Regions from separate parts of the Homo sapiens genome. Here region 2 is linked to region 1. A link is a loop called in an ENCODE intact Hi-C map of the cell type or tissue named here. Cell type or tissue: mammary epithelial cell. All regions are shown on one strand.

What was found. Peaks named below come from ENCODE experiments on the same cell type or tissue, not always from the same donor. Only the 100,000 strongest peaks of a DNase experiment are listed, where the experiment ranks them.
Region 2: it touches region 1 in a loop (4-fold over the local background); 2 of 110 quality-filtered maps call a loop at or near these places.

The regions. Positions count from the first base shown.
Region 1 is chr9:90,981,690-90,989,689 of GRCh38, reverse strand. No RefSeq gene overlaps it. Among named protein-coding and RNA genes, the nearest start is that of LINC02957, 11 kb to the left of the region's middle. In mammary epithelial cell, a CTCF peak has its summit at 4,285; DNase peaks (open chromatin) are centred at 1,179, 1,929, 3,869 and 4,249; H3K27ac peaks cover 1,300 bases.
Region 2 is chr9:91,722,824-91,730,823 of GRCh38, reverse strand. It overlaps ROR2 (receptor tyrosine kinase like orphan receptor 2), which reads left to right. Exons shown (of 9, transcript NM_004560.4): 8 at 4,081-4,283; 9 at 5,717-8,000. The coding sequence ends at 7,162. Among named protein-coding and RNA genes, the nearest start is that of MIR3910-2, 90 kb to the right of the region's middle. In mammary epithelial cell, a CTCF peak has its summit at 3,373; no DNase peak of the experiment used is centred here.

The DNA of each region.
Region 1 (8,000 bases):
AATGGGGTGAAGGTTAAAAAACTACCTATTTGGTACAATGTTCACTATTTGAGTGACGTGTACGCAAAAGTCCAGATTTCACCATGATGAAATATATCCACATACATGTAACAATACTGCACTTGTACCTCCTAAATCTATTTTTTTAAAGTGGAGTTTTATCTGATTGGTAGAAGAAGAGGAAGTCAGAGAGATTCCAAGTATGAGAAGTATTTGATGAACAATTACTGGCTTTGAAGATAGAGGAGGCCATGGAGCAAAGAATGCAAATGGCCTTAGGAGCTGAGAATGGCCCTTGACTGACAGCTAACAAAGAAATGGAGAAGTCAGTCAAGCAATAGCAAAAAATGGAATTCTCCCATCAACCTGAACAAGCTTAAAAGCAGACTCTTCCTCAGAACCTTGGTTAGAGCCCAGCCCAGCCAAAATTTCAGCCCTGAAAGACCCTAAGTAGAGACCCCAGTTGAGCCCACTTGGACTTCTGACCTACAGAACTGTGAGATAATGAATGGAAGTTGTTTGAAGCCATTAAGTTTATGGTAATTTGTTACACAACAATAGCCAACTAATAGACTCCATAATCCCAACAAACAACCTTAACTTCCATAAACAACTATTTATTGAACACTTACTGTACTTAAGGTATATGAAAGGGACATAAAGAGATAGCAACTATAAAAATGTAATTAGCTAATATTTATGGAGCAGTTCTACAATGTGCCATATAGTCTCCTGATTATGTGTGAATTATCTCATTTAATCTCCACAATCTGTGAAGGATGTAGTAGTTTATTACTAACAAAGGAGTAGAAACATGAAGGGTACGTAGATTGTCTAAGGTTTATTTATAAAACACGACAGACAGTAAGCACAACCAGTATAATTTCCGTATTTTCTGGGGTAGTGCTGATTTAAAATATTCGGTCTTCTTGCCTCCTGATTGCATTTATAATTGTCAAACCACATTCCTGGGTCTGTGGTTCAGAAAATATGGTCATCCTGCTTATAAAATAAAGACATATGTACCATAGGAGCCCTGACTCTCAAGGCAGCCATCTGTGTCCAGTGCAATGGGTCAAACATAGAGTGTTTCTTTAGTAAACACCACAAACTTGCTGTCTGCATGCTTCCTTAGAGGACACAGCGACTAATTGATGGTCAAATGGCATCCTTCAGTGAAGATTGGGATTGGGCAAAACTGGGATAAACACTGGAACCTGTTTTAGTTATCTATTGCTGAGTCATAGGAACCTCAACAAGCCAGTAATGGCTTAAAACTCATGATTTTGTGTGTCTGAAATATTTCAGGGGCTTGTCTGGGGTGGTTCTTCTCTGCTCTGCCTGGCTAGGACTGTCACTTGATGCTGCTCCTTGCTTTTCCCTCTCCACGTGACATCCTCATCCTTCAGGGCCTGTCAGTGGAACCTGGACTACTCACAGGTTGGTGGTCTTCAGATCGCCATACCTCTTTCATGGCGCTTGGCTTTCACAAAGCAGGAAGTGAAAGTTCCCAGACCTGTTAAGGACAACCACGAGTGGAACAGCATTCTCTCTGCTGTGTTCTATTGGACAAAGTGGTCAAAGGGTCTGACCGTCACATTGCAGGAGAATCTGTGGATTGGGAACATATTGTTGGTGTCATCTTTGGAAAATACAGGCCACTGTAGTGTTCCTTGAGAAATGTTATTTCTTCAGTCGCAGGGATATACTCCCGTTCTGAGAGTTAGGAAATAATGGAAATAAACTGAAGAGTAACAATTCAGACACACGTTGATGAGAACAGAGCATTTTCTTCCTGGGTTTCCCATTATATAAACACACAGAGGATCAGGTCATTATGGAGAGTGTGGGCCTACCAACCAGAAGGGTTTTATACCTCTTCTTAACTGCAACAGCTAGTTAGTCATTGCCTGCCAACTACCTCGTATCTGATCTTCCATCAGTTCTGGAGAGTTGCTGGAAATGTTCCCAAGCAACTGTGGTGCTGTTTCTGCAGGTAGAGGAGGGAAGAAAACAAGTAATGACCATTGAATTTTCCCTTTATTTTATATACTTATCACTATCATGCCATGGTTATTCATGCCACCCACAGCAAGTCCACACACATGTAAGGGAGAAGATTTTATGACATTCCTGCAGCCCTCATCACAGGGGGCTTGTCCTGTCCAGTATCTTCATCCTTTTGCATATAAGGACTGCTAACTGGATGAAATAGGCCCTGTTAAACCAGAGATAATTATTCATTTGAGAAAGACTATCATGTCTTCAAGTTATGCCAACATATGCATCAGATGCCAGCAGTTGCGTGATATATTATACTTGGTTCAGATTCAATCTAGATACTCTACATTTATTTCCTTATTTCCTGCCAGGAGACAAGGACTAGTATGATTTTCTGTCATGAGCTTCAGGGGAAGTTTCCATATTAAATGTTGTTATCATTTATATTAATTATTAACATATTAGTACATAATATATCATAGTAATATATTAAAAATATTGGTATATATTATTTTGAAATTACCATTTGAAATTATTTTGAAATGTGCATTAAATTGATGGTTATATGGAGCCAAGGTTCCTTATGCTTTTCTACATTAGTAGGAAGTTTTGGAACCAAATTTTTGGACCTCCTGGGTGTATAACATAGATTATCTCTCACTGTGCTCTGTGATCTTGTGGAGGTTGATGGCCTAAGAAAGAAACAGGATTGGGCTAACAGAAAATACCCTGCTGGAATAGGAAGATGGGGAGCTCACAGGGATGTCCCAGACCTCAGTACTTCTGCATAACAAACACCCAGACTCAGAGGCTTAAAATACAAACAATCATTCATTTTGATTGCGAATCTGCTTCACAGGTCACCCAACCTGTTACTGTCATCTTCTAGAATAATGTGGCATATTCAGGCTTTTTCAGAACCAATTAAAGTTGTCCTGAGGGGTTCAGTAAACATATAGCAGTAGGCTAAAAAGTATTAATCAAGACTGTGCCATGAGAACATCAGGCCAGCGGTTATCATGTAACTTGGATTTCCACACTCGTATTCAGCTTAAAATTATTCATTCAATTTTCCTTTAAGGGCACCTATATTTTAAGGGCCGTGGCTTCTCCTTTCTGGTCTGATAAAATAATAAAATGGTCACCATATTTTAATCTGGGTGCTTCGATGGACCTAGCGGAGGAACCTCCCCATTCCCAGCAGCATTATGATGTGGTATGTGTGAAGCCAAAGGCTGCAGGGGATGCCTGGAGACACGTGTGTGTGTGTGTGTGTGAGTGTGTGTGTGAGATTGTGTGTGTCTGTGGCTCTGCCCAGTGTAATTATTAGCTTGGAAATTACTCTAATCTGGTGAGTGCCAATGCAGTCATTCAATAATAAGTCAGAGAATATTTGGACAGGTTGAGGAGGAAGTTGACTCTGATGTCAAAAAGAGTGTCAAGGAATAGGAAGCCCACAGAGAAAGATGAATGTAGAGAAAAATATTTTTTCAAGCACAAAACAATGAATGATGTAGGAAATACATAAGATTTGTGCTGGGTTAAACGGGTGCAAGAAATAAGAAAGCATATGTTCAGGACCAGACACAAATTATAGGCAACACTGCTTCCCTTCTAGCTTCTACTTTTATATTCCCAATACGGCTTGATAAAAATGAGTTTCTCTTAACAAAGTTAAAGAAAAATTGAATTGTTGATTCCCATTGTGTTTTCCCCATGGCAGTTTAAAATAGATCATCTTCTACTTCCTTTTGTAACTGAAGAAGAAACACAGCTGGATTTGGGACTTGTAAGGGCAGGTTCTGACAGTCAGGACAGTGAGTGGATGAGATGAGATAATTGTTTTCTACACATTCAGACAGAAACCATGTGCCTGTGAATCCACCGTGAAAAAGCCGAGAAGGGAAATCATTTGCTCAACTTAAGTGTGAGACATCTCCCAAGATAAGGTGTTTCCAGTCCCAGAACCCACAGGAACATATAAGTCCCTCTGGAAGAACTGTCACATGGCCAGACCAGAGCAGGCATCATGTAGATTTTTCCAGAATAGCACGCTTAAGGAAAAATCAGTGCTCTTACCTATTAGGGAGGAGAGCTAATAGCAGCAAGGGTTAGTGTGTGCATCGACAGGCCACGTAAATCTGGGCTATGTGTTGGACCACATACATCTTCGTAGTAGAAGATCTTGCCCTATTTGTCCAGTATGTATGACTATCTAGAGAAAGGTTCAGATCTCCGGGGACGGCAGGGAAAGGAACCCTCTGCTGGACCCACAGCTCCTCCTACTGTGAGGTCTAGAGCAGGGCTGCTTGGCCTCACACTGGTAGGTGTGGAGCACGTACGAGCTCTACATCCTCACTCTCCATTCCTCTCTACACTCACATGGCTCCCACATCCGCTGACAAGAACCATCCTTCCAGATGAAACCCCATGTTCTTTTTTTTTTTTTTTTGAGATGGTGTCTCGCTCTGTCACCCAGCCTGGAGTACAGTCGCATGATCTCAGCTCACTGCAATCTCTGCCTCCCGGGTTGAAGTGATTCTCCTCCCTCAGCTTCCCAAGTAGCTGGGATTACAGGCATGCACCACCATGCCTGGCTAAGTTTTGTATTTTTAGTAGAAACGGGGTTTCACCATGTTGCCCTGGCTCGTCTGGAACTCCTGACCTCAGGTGACCCGCTGGCCTCGGCCTCCCAAAGTGCTGGGATTACAGGCGTGAGCCACCGTGCCTGGCCCCCCCATGCTGTTTCTAAAAGGAGGTGTAGCAGTAGTGTTTTCTCTCTTTCTTGATCTTGGATGATTCATTGGCACCCCTTAATGATTGGAACCCAAGGAAGTTCTCTGAGAGCCATTTACTAGACACCAGTATAAATTTTAAACTCAGGAAGGAATTGGCACTTCCAGTTGTATTCAATGTATTCATTGTTGATGCAGGACAGCTATAAATAAATGAGATTCTGGAATTCCTATGAAAATGGGATCTCTAAGAAAGATTCCTAACAACTGGCTTTGGAGACGAGTAAGTGTGTATTTTCACCTTTAAGTCCATGAGCTGCAGGGAGCCACTTCATGGGAGGATTTTGATGACATTTTACTTTGTGCATGCTCATTTTAACTGTATGACATTAAAACAGCAATTACACATATCAAAAGAGAGAACGGATAGCACTGGGGACCAAAAGGCTCACTTTCCCACAAATAGTCCCTTCTTCTGGATTTCATGGGTACCCATTAGTACCAGAATTTCCTGGGTTTGGCTATGGAAAGTTTCAAGTATATATTACATATATATTATAAGATGAGGACAACTTGAAGCCACTACCTGTCGTCAGTGTGTAAGGAGGGAGGTAGTTTTTCTTGGGAGGGTGGAGGTGGGAGGTAGCCCAGGGAAAGGCATGAAGGGCAACAGGCTGGGAGGAGGGAGGAAGTGCAGTCAGCCTTGGAACCTTAGACAGACTGAGTGCTGCATCTGGGCACAGGCGGTCAGCCTGCACTGACTCCTGAAGGCAAAGCAAGGGAGGGGAGAAGCATGTGGCTAAACAGAGAAGGGGAGGATTCTAGCCAGAACACACTGTTTGCTTTTATAAATGCCAGGGGTGGTGCATTGGTAAGCACCCTGCACAGAAGAATGGGGTGGGAGGGCTGGAGGAATACCTGGTCCAGTCCATCCAGGAGTCCTCCCATACCTGCATTCCCTGCCCATGATGCGATTTGATGCTCAGCCTACATCAAATAACACTATGTGCTGAATGGGAAATGAGAGGAAAATACGAGGAGGCCTTATTATTCTTCACAATTTTGCCTATGTCCAATTCCATTCAGCATGATTGCTTTTGGTGCCCAGAGAAGCTGAGTTTCTATCAAAAACATGTATATATAGGTGAGTGTATCTGTGTGTTTGTACATGTATGTATATGTGTGTGTATACATGTATATATAAGTATATGAAGATGGTGGTGTTCCTGCTGGCATCCTATGGCCAACTTGACTTCAGAGTACCCAGGGGAAGGCCTGGCTGGCCGGATGCCCTTGCAGATGTCAGCTCCAGTGTGGACATGGTGCAATGACAGCCAGGGGTGTGGGAGCATCCTGAATGTGTCCCGTGGGAGGGCAGGGCCTCTGAAAGGGTCCTACTCAGGATATGTCTCCTGAAAGCCACCAGGGGGTGGAGAGAGAAGTAGGAGCCCAACAATGGCTCCATCCCTGCTCTGCTTTTGGCGGTTGTATAACATCCCTGAGTCCCAGATTATTTGTCTATCAAAAGGACAAATGAGGTGGCTCATGCCTGTAATCCCATCACTTTGGGAGGCCAAGGTGGGCAGATCATTTGAGGCCAGGAGTTCGAGACCAGCCTGGCCAACATGGTGAAACCCCATCTCTACTAAAAATACAGAAATTAGCCAGGTGTGGTGGTGCATACCTGTAATCCCAGCTACTCAGGAGGCTGAGGCAGAAGAATCTCTTGAACTTGGGAGGTGGAGGTTTCAGTGAGCCAAGATCACACCACTGCACTCCAGCCTGGGCAGCAGAGTAAGACTCCATCTAAAAAAAAAAAGAGATAACAATATCCCCTTTGCAGAATGGTGATGGGCATCAGACATGACATATGTAACATGTCCCATGCACGGAAGGGTGCTCCATGACTGCAAACCTGGATGATGATGACAACGACGATGGAGATGACTAAGACTGTATTTAAAAATGGTATGAATAATTTTAAATTATTAAATTAAAGAGTCATAAGAAAGATAAATCATGGGCCTTCCTCAACTTTCCCCTACTCTTGAAAAATGAAAAAACAAAGGAGCCACAGACAAGCAATACAGTCTCATTGTAAAGATCCAAGCCACAGACCAGGAAACAGAATAAAAATTCACTTTTTGGAAATGGTTCTGGCTATGAAGCCTTCAAGTATTTTCTTCTGCCTTAATAAACCTGTACATGTGCATATACTTGGATCATTTTTTACATGTATTAGATCACATAGTACATAATGTTTTATACTTATCTTTTTAAAAATATAGCTTGGAGATTGTTTTCCATGTTAGTCTGTAGCCTCTTCCTTATTATTTTAAAGAGCTGAATAATATTGGATCATATGAGTATATCATATTTTACGTAACCATTTTCTTCTTGATGAACATTTGAGTTATTTTCAAGTTTTCAATACCACAATGTTTGTGTTTCAGTATTTTTGTAGATATACAAAGCTAGAAGTATCAGTGGGTCACTGATATGCATATTGACAGTGCAGGCTTTACTTTTCTATACTCCTGCAGACAAAATATATGACAGTGCTTCAAACTCTTGCCGACAGTGTTTATTTTCAACTTTAAAAACTTTCTTTGTTGGCCGGGTGTGGTTGGCTCACGCCTGCAATCCCAACACTTTGGTAGGCCAAGGCAGGTGGATCACATGAGGTCAGGGGTTCAAGATCAGCCTGGCCAACGTGGTGAAACCCCAATTCTACTAAAAATACAAAAATTAGCCAGATGTGGTGGTGCACACCTGTAAGCCCAGCTACTCGGGAGGCTGAGGCAGGAGAATTACTTGAACCCAGGAGGCGGAGGTTGAGGTGAGCCAAGATTATGCCATTGCACTCCAGCCTGGGCAACAGAGTGAGACTCTGTCTCAAAAAAAAAAAAAATTTTTTTTTCTTTGTCAGTTGATGGTCTTTGATTTGCAATTCATTGAGGATGAGCAAGATTGAACGTTGAAAGACACACACTGGCCACTGGTATTTCTCCCTTTTGGTGACACTTGTTCATTTCCTTTGCAGTTTTCTAGGAGTTATCTTACATTTACTGATTAGTCAGAGTTCAGAAAATATCTATGGGTATAAACGCTTTCTTTTGAAACCAACATTTATCTTTTTAATTTTTCTGTTTTTCATTGTGCAGATGGTTTCAAACTTTATGTGGTTAAATTAGTCAGTTTTTCCATTTATGGCTTCTGGGTTTTACACTTTCCTTAGGAAAGCCTTTCCTATGTTCTATATAT
Region 2 (8,000 bases), 740 kb before region 1:
TGTGCCTCTGTACGGTGGCGACCAGAGACCCCTGATCTTACCACAGTGACCATTTTAAATAAAGCTGTTGGGCCACGCGTAGTGGCTGATGCCTATAATCCCAGCACTTTGGGAGGCCGAGGTGGGCAGATCACTTGAGGTCAGGAGTTCAAGACCAGCCTGGTCAACATGGTGAAACCCCATAAAAATACAAAAATTAGCCAGGTGCGGTGGCACATGCCTGTAATCCCAGCTACTCAAGAGACTGAGGCAGGAGAATCACTTGAGCCTGGGAAGCGGAGGTTGCAGTGAGCCAAGATTGTGACACTGCACTCCAGCATGGACAGCAGAGTGAGACCCTGTCTCAAAAATAAATAAATAAATAACGCAAGTTATTGGTTGTTATGAAAGTAACATCTGACCATTACAAGACATTTTAAAATATAGAAAAGTCTGAAGAGTAATGTCAGATCACCCCTAATGTTACCACCCAGTAGTGACTTGTTTGCGTTTTGGCCCACCCCCTTCCATCAGCCCTTTTCCCATGTATGGATGGTCCTGGGATATTCACTTTGACATTTTGTTTCTCCATTAACATTATCTCCCAGTGCGGTGGCTCACAACCTGTAATCCCAGTACTTTGGGAGGCCAAGACGGGTGGATCTCTTGAACCCAGGAGCTTGAAACCAGTCTGAGCAACATGGCAAAAACCCGTCTCTACAAAAAATACAAAAATTGTCCAGGCGTGGTGGCACACCTACTTGGGTGGTGGAGGTGGGAGGATTGCTTGAGCCCAGTAGTTCAAGGCTGCAGTGAGCCATCATGGTGCCACTACGCTCCAGTCTAGGCAACAAAACAAGACCTTTTCTCAAAAACAAAAAACAAAAAACACCATTATTGCTCAGTAGTTCCTAATATTCGTAAAAATATTTCCCTTCCACCCACCAGCTTTTGAGCTTTTCACTGCTTCTCAGATTTTACACTTAGGTTTGGTGGAGTGAGGCGAAAATAGAATTCATTGCTTGTCCTCATTCCTTGCAAGTGTGTCTGTAATGTCATGAATATGGAAGCTCACGTGGCTGATGGTTGACAGCTTCGACAGTTCTCACCTCTGTCTTAGTCATGCCCGGTTCACCAGTCCAGGCAGCAGGGTAACCAAGGCTGGGCTGGGAGCTGGAAGCAGCAATTGGTGAATGAGTGGGCACCCGCGGATAAAGAGAGAGCAGCCGGTGAAGCGAGGCTGGGCTCACCATGCACCTGGAGATCTCCTCCTGGGGTGCAGGCCCGCGTGTCTCTACTCCGAAGTGCAGGAAATAAACACTGGCACTAATGACCTTCCTGATGTGTGATTCAGCAGCTCCAGATTTGGCATTGCCTCTGGCTCAGCAGATCAGACACAAATCTTCAAGAATGTGTTCATTATGGGAGAACAAATTTTAAGAATGAAATTATCAGTCATTCAAATTGCGGTCTAGGCACTCTGGAGCACTCCAGACCTTAAAGCTGTCCTGCAATGAAGGATGGCCCTGTGCCCTGTAAGGAACAAAAGCAGGTTGTAGGACAGAACTGTGTTAGAGGTGCTTTTTTGCTTATTGTTTTGTTTCTGGCAAAAGGAAAATGAGTGGGAGTTTGTGTGTGAGCACACACAGGCTCCTGACTTTTACGAGGTTTTGGAAAGATGGATATCAAACTTTTAGCAGTGATTTCCCCAGACCTACAAAAGTGTTCAAATACAAGACTTTTTTTTTTTTTTTTACAGTGAGTAGGAATTACTTTTGTAATTAAAAATAAATCAAAGCATGAAAAAAATGTATGATTTTGGACCAGTCAATTCTTAGAATCTTGTATCGCAGGTTTGTACTTACAGGGCATAAATGGAAGGATATTTATTGCAGAATCACTTGTGAGAGCTAAACATAAAACAGACTGTTTATCAGTAGGGCTGGATGGGGCAGTTGGAGACGCCTGTGCTGTGGAGTGGCATGCAGCTGTGGGAGAACACACATATCTATCTGCTCCAACATGAGCTGCTGTCCAAGAGATTTTATTCTGCCAAAAAAACAGGAGCAGGAAAATATGGATGACACGATTCTATTTAAAATCAAGTTCATTTAGGCCGGGTGTGGTGGCTCACGCCTGTAATCCCAGCACTTTGGGAGGCCAAGGCAGGCGGATCACCTGAGGTCAGGAGTTCAAGACCAGGCTGGCCAACAGTGCAAAACCCTGTCTCTACTAAACATATAAAAATTAGCCAGGCATGGTGGCGGGCGCCTGTAATCCCAGCTAGTCGGGAGGCTAAGGCAGGAGAATCACTTGAACCCAGGGGGCAGAGGTTGCAGTGAACTGAGATCCCACCACTGCCCTCCAGCCTAGGAGATAGAGCGAGACTCCATCTCAAAAATAAATAAATAAACAAACACTCTGTCTCAAAAATAAATAAAATAAAGTTCATTCAACATTCGAATTAAGAAAACCATATAAAACTACTGTGTCTATATGTCAGAATAGTTGAATATCGGTTGTTCCATGTGGTTCAACCTAAAATATACATAAAGTTAGGAGAACACGAAACTTAACCATTTATAGCCTTTGGGAAAGAGGACTGTTAGAAATACTATCTTTTGAAAGGCCACATTTCTGTAATACTACAGTTTTTCCCAGTAAGCATGAGTCATGTTGGTAATGTTAAGTAGATAATAAAAGCAGGTGATGGTGTCAGTGTGAGCTCACACCTCTGGTCTTGGCGTGAGAGTGGCCTGGACTCTCCTGCTAACCTTAATAATGAAAAATGAACCAAACCCTAGTAAAAAAGAATGAATCGGCATCCCCAGTGCCCCGAAGATTTCTGGAACACCTGCCTCAGAACCCTTTCAGAGGGGAAGCTGCTAGGTGGGGCCAGAAGAAAGTTTTGTTTGTGGTTTTACTTGATTTCTTCTTATTTGGGGGAGCAGGGGTGGGGCAAGGCTGGGTTTTGGGACAAGGTGCTTTTTTCCTAAGGTGGCAGTAGCATGTTCACTTTTAGAACCGAGTTAGCTCTTTTAGGCCTCACACTGACCAGAAATCACTTGTTTGCTTCCAGATGAGAAGCGCTTTGCCCCCTGGCCATGGGGCCCTCTAAGTCTGATATAGTTATTTGCAAGGTTAAGGAGAAAACAGAACACCGTGGTTTTCTGGGGATGTGGGAAAGTGGCTCTCTAGAGAACTCACCTTCCACCAGGCTTAGGGTCAGCGTCCTGAAACGGCACCACTTTGTCTTACATTCAATTGCTTTGACGTGTGGGGTGCTTGGGGCCACGCAGCCTGGGAGGAGCCAGCCCTGCCTGGAGTCCTGCTCAGAATCTGAGGTCACCTCAGCCTGCCTGGTGTGCCCCCTGTACCTTTCTGTAAATCCTGTAGAGGGAGACAAAGAGTTACTTTTCCCTGTGATTTAAAAAAAAAAAAAATGCAGGGAAGGTAGCTGGTGGCCTTGAATCTTGGTACCCAGTGCTTTCCAAGAATTCTTGTGCCCCTGTTGCATATTGTATTGGGTCAAGAGCATGGACTACTGGTGCTCTTTTAAATCTAGTGCATGTTTAATTATTACCCTAAAAGAATCTGTCATCATTAGATAAAAATGTGAAGAAAACATTAAAATGTTGAATGAGGAAAAGGATCGTGTCTAATCCCAGTACCAAGTTTCACTCACCTTGGACAAGGGTCTCCAGTGAATTTCATGAACTTGTCAGTAGCTGGGGAGACCTTGATAAAAGTGAAATTGGGCAGAGCACCTATCTCCGATGGTATTCAAACATCAGGAACAGAAAGCGGATGTGGTCGTTATTAAGATCATTAGAATTCATTTACTTTTTATACTGCATATTCCCGCTTGTTTCCAGGTTGGGCAGTTTTGGGTTTTGTTTCCCCAGGATGCAGCCGGGTGTGCATTTTTTGGTGCATCATGTTTTTTAAGGTGTGGTGTGCCCTTTTACCCCATTGTGTAACTTAGGTGATGACACACGTGCACGTGAAGATTTTGGCTGGAGGTGGAGAGTGGGTTGGTAGAGAACTTAGAGTAGAAAAGGGATGTTTTCTGAAAAATCACGAAAGCCTTATTGTTCACAGGTCCCCGAGACAGCAGCAAGATGGGGATTCTGTACATCTTGGTCCCCAGCATCGCAATTCCACTGGTCATCGCTTGCCTTTTCTTCTTGGTTTGCATGTGCCGGAATAAGCAGAAGGCATCTGCGTCCACACCGCAGCGGCGACAGCTGATGGCCTCGCCCAGCCAAGACATGGAAATGCCCCTCATTAACCAGCACAAACAGGTCTCCATGCCTTACATTTTCTACCCGGGTGGCTCTTCCAGGTTTAATCCTCAGGGGTTGTTTCCCCCAACATTAAATGTCTTAATTTACTTGATACATAGCACATAATTATTTTAAACTCCGCTTCATTTTGCCATTTTTTTTTTCTGTAAACTAGATCAGGACATGTGTGCTTTAGAAAATAAATGGCAGGCGTGTTGGGAATTCACTGCCCCAGAGTCCATGGGCCTCCTTCTGCCTGGACCATGCTGCCCCTGTGGGCCCCAGCGAGTGTCCTCACTGTCCAGGTGCCTCAGCTCTGCCCAGAAGACACACAAGAACAACAGGGCTCCAATGCTCCCCATAATTTTTCTTGACACTTTTGGGTTGGGTTGGTTTTGCTTTGTTTTGTTTACAGGGAAGGATAGGAGAATAGCTCTTAAATGGGAGTAGGTGGACAGGCTACCACTAAAAGGCCACCCCTCATCCCAGAGCAGCCTTAGATGGGGGTGGGGCACTGAAATACAACAGATGAGAACATGTGCTGCAGCCTCTCCAGGTTGTGTTGTAAAAGGGCATTTACACTCATTGCAAGCCGTAGGTAACATCATTCTCAGCCAGCTTTGCAGGGGCTCTTCAAGGTGGCCAGGAGGGAGCTGATGCACTTGGCTCTTCAGTCCCAGAGTCGGTGAGAGTTTGCTATGGGCAGGGGCTGGCCAGCGAGGAGGGCACAGAGCCCCGGGGCTTGCACGGAGGCCCAGGAACCTCTGGGGAGGATGAGGGCTGGCCACACGGGAGGAGCTGGTGTCATAGAGGCCGAGAGAGATGCAGGGTTCTCAGGGCTCCTATCACCTGTGGGGTACTCTTTCCAGGAACATGTTTAACAGAGACCCTAGTCAAGAGGCCCATGGACAGGCCCATTGAGGGAACCTCTGTAGAACAACTGGCTTGGACTCTTATAAGTGACAAAATTGCCAAGACAAAAATGTCGTGGGAAAGCCTCTGTGGGGTCCATGAGAAAAAGACATCACATCTCACGTGATGTGTCGGCACACATGGGGGTTGGAGGGAACCTGGCAGGGTATGTCCGGGGCAGCCCCAGGGCAGCTGGTGCCTGGGCCTGGCTGTAGGGTGTGTGTGTGTGTCCACACATGCACAAGTGGGAAGGAAGTCAGTGTGTCCCAGCTGGATTTTGGAGGGACCTTATTTGTAGCCTGGTTGGGATCTGTGGAAGATTGCAGATGGGAAGCAACCTTGGCATCAGAGCCGTATTTAAGGTTAACTAGAGAGCTGTGGGTGGGCAGGCCAAGGCTGGGTGGGCAAAACCAGCGGGTCTTCTGCAAGGCCCCCCTAGTCGTGGCCGCACAGGGACTCCACTCCTCCCGGCTGCTCTGCAGCTTCCTCCAGGGCTGCGGTGACAGTGATGTTTCACGTGGGGCTTTTCTTCTTGACAGGCCAAACTCAAAGAGATCAGCCTGTCTGCGGTGAGGTTCATGGAGGAGCTGGGAGAGGACCGGTTTGGGAAAGTCTACAAAGGTCACCTGTTCGGCCCTGCCCCGGGGGAGCAGACCCAGGCTGTGGCCATCAAAACGCTGAAGGACAAAGCGGAGGGGCCCCTGCGGGAGGAGTTCCGGCATGAGGCTATGCTGCGAGCACGGCTGCAACACCCCAACGTCGTCTGCCTGCTGGGCGTGGTGACCAAGGACCAGCCCCTGAGCATGATCTTCAGCTACTGTTCGCACGGCGACCTCCACGAATTCCTGGTCATGCGCTCGCCGCACTCGGACGTGGGCAGCACCGATGATGACCGCACGGTGAAGTCCGCCCTGGAGCCCCCCGACTTCGTGCACCTTGTGGCACAGATCGCGGCGGGGATGGAGTACCTATCCAGCCACCACGTGGTTCACAAGGACCTGGCCACCCGCAATGTGCTAGTGTACGACAAGCTGAACGTGAAGATCTCAGACTTGGGCCTCTTCCGAGAGGTGTATGCCGCCGATTACTACAAGCTGCTGGGGAACTCGCTGCTGCCTATCCGCTGGATGGCCCCAGAGGCCATCATGTACGGCAAGTTCTCCATCGACTCAGACATCTGGTCCTACGGTGTGGTCCTGTGGGAGGTCTTCAGCTACGGCCTGCAGCCCTACTGCGGGTACTCCAACCAGGATGTGGTGGAGATGATCCGGAACCGGCAGGTGCTGCCTTGCCCCGATGACTGTCCCGCCTGGGTGTATGCCCTCATGATCGAGTGCTGGAACGAGTTCCCCAGCCGGCGGCCCCGCTTCAAGGACATCCACAGCCGGCTCCGAGCCTGGGGCAACCTTTCCAACTACAACAGCTCGGCGCAGACCTCGGGGGCCAGCAACACCACGCAGACCAGCTCCCTGAGCACCAGCCCAGTGAGCAATGTGAGCAACGCCCGCTACGTGGGGCCCAAGCAGAAGGCCCCGCCCTTCCCACAGCCCCAGTTCATCCCCATGAAGGGCCAGATCAGACCCATGGTGCCCCCGCCGCAGCTCTACGTCCCCGTCAACGGCTACCAGCCGGTGCCGGCCTATGGGGCCTACCTGCCCAACTTCTACCCGGTGCAGATCCCAATGCAGATGGCCCCGCAGCAGGTGCCTCCTCAGATGGTCCCCAAGCCCAGCTCACACCACAGTGGCAGTGGCTCCACCAGCACAGGCTACGTCACCACGGCCCCCTCCAACACATCCATGGCAGACAGGGCAGCCCTGCTCTCAGAGGGCGCTGATGACACACAGAACGCCCCAGAAGATGGGGCCCAGAGCACCGTGCAGGAAGCAGAGGAGGAGGAGGAAGGCTCTGTCCCAGAGACTGAGCTGCTGGGGGACTGTGACACTCTGCAGGTGGACGAGGCCCAAGTCCAGCTGGAAGCTTGAGTGGCACCAGGGCCCGGGGTTCGGGGATAGAAGCCCCGCCGAGACCCCACAGGGACCTCAGTCACCTTTGAGAAGACACCATACTCAGCAATCACAAGAGCCCGCCGGCCAGTGGGCTTGTTTGCAGACTGGGTGAGGTGGAGCCCTGCTCCTCTCTGTCCTCTGACACAGAGAGCTGCCCTGCCTAGGAGCACCCAAGCCAGGCAGGGGGTCTGGCAGCACGGCGTCCTGGGGAGCAGGACACATGGTCATCCCCAGGGCTGTATACATTGATTCTGGTGGTAGACTGGTAGTGAGCAGCAAATGCCTTTCAAGAAAATAGGTGGCAGCTTCACTCCATGTCATATATGGAGTGAATATTTCAAAACGTTGGGAATAAGGGCCTGCAAAAGGCAGCGAGGAGGCACCTCGGGTCTTGAGGTTCCTGACAACCGATCTGGTCTGTTGGTTTGAGGATGAAGGGGCTCCATTTCTGCTGCCTCCCTGCTGAGAATATTCTCCCTTTAGCAGCCAAAGATTCGCTGGAACGGAGGCTGCCCTCTGCTGCCTGTTGGGGTCGGAAGACAAGGGGCTTCTGAAATGGGAGTTCCTGAGATACAACAAAATGTGTGCCTTCAAAGAAACTGACAGCTTTGTATTTGGTGAAATGGTTTTAATTATACTCCATGTGTATTTTGCCCACTTTTTTTGGGAATTCAAGGGAAAGTGTTTCTTGGGTTTGGAATGTTCAGAGGAAGCAGTATTGTACAGAACACGGTATTGTTATTTTTGTTAAGAATCATGTACAGAGCTTAAATGTAATTTATATGTTTTTAATATGCCATTTTCATTGAAGTAT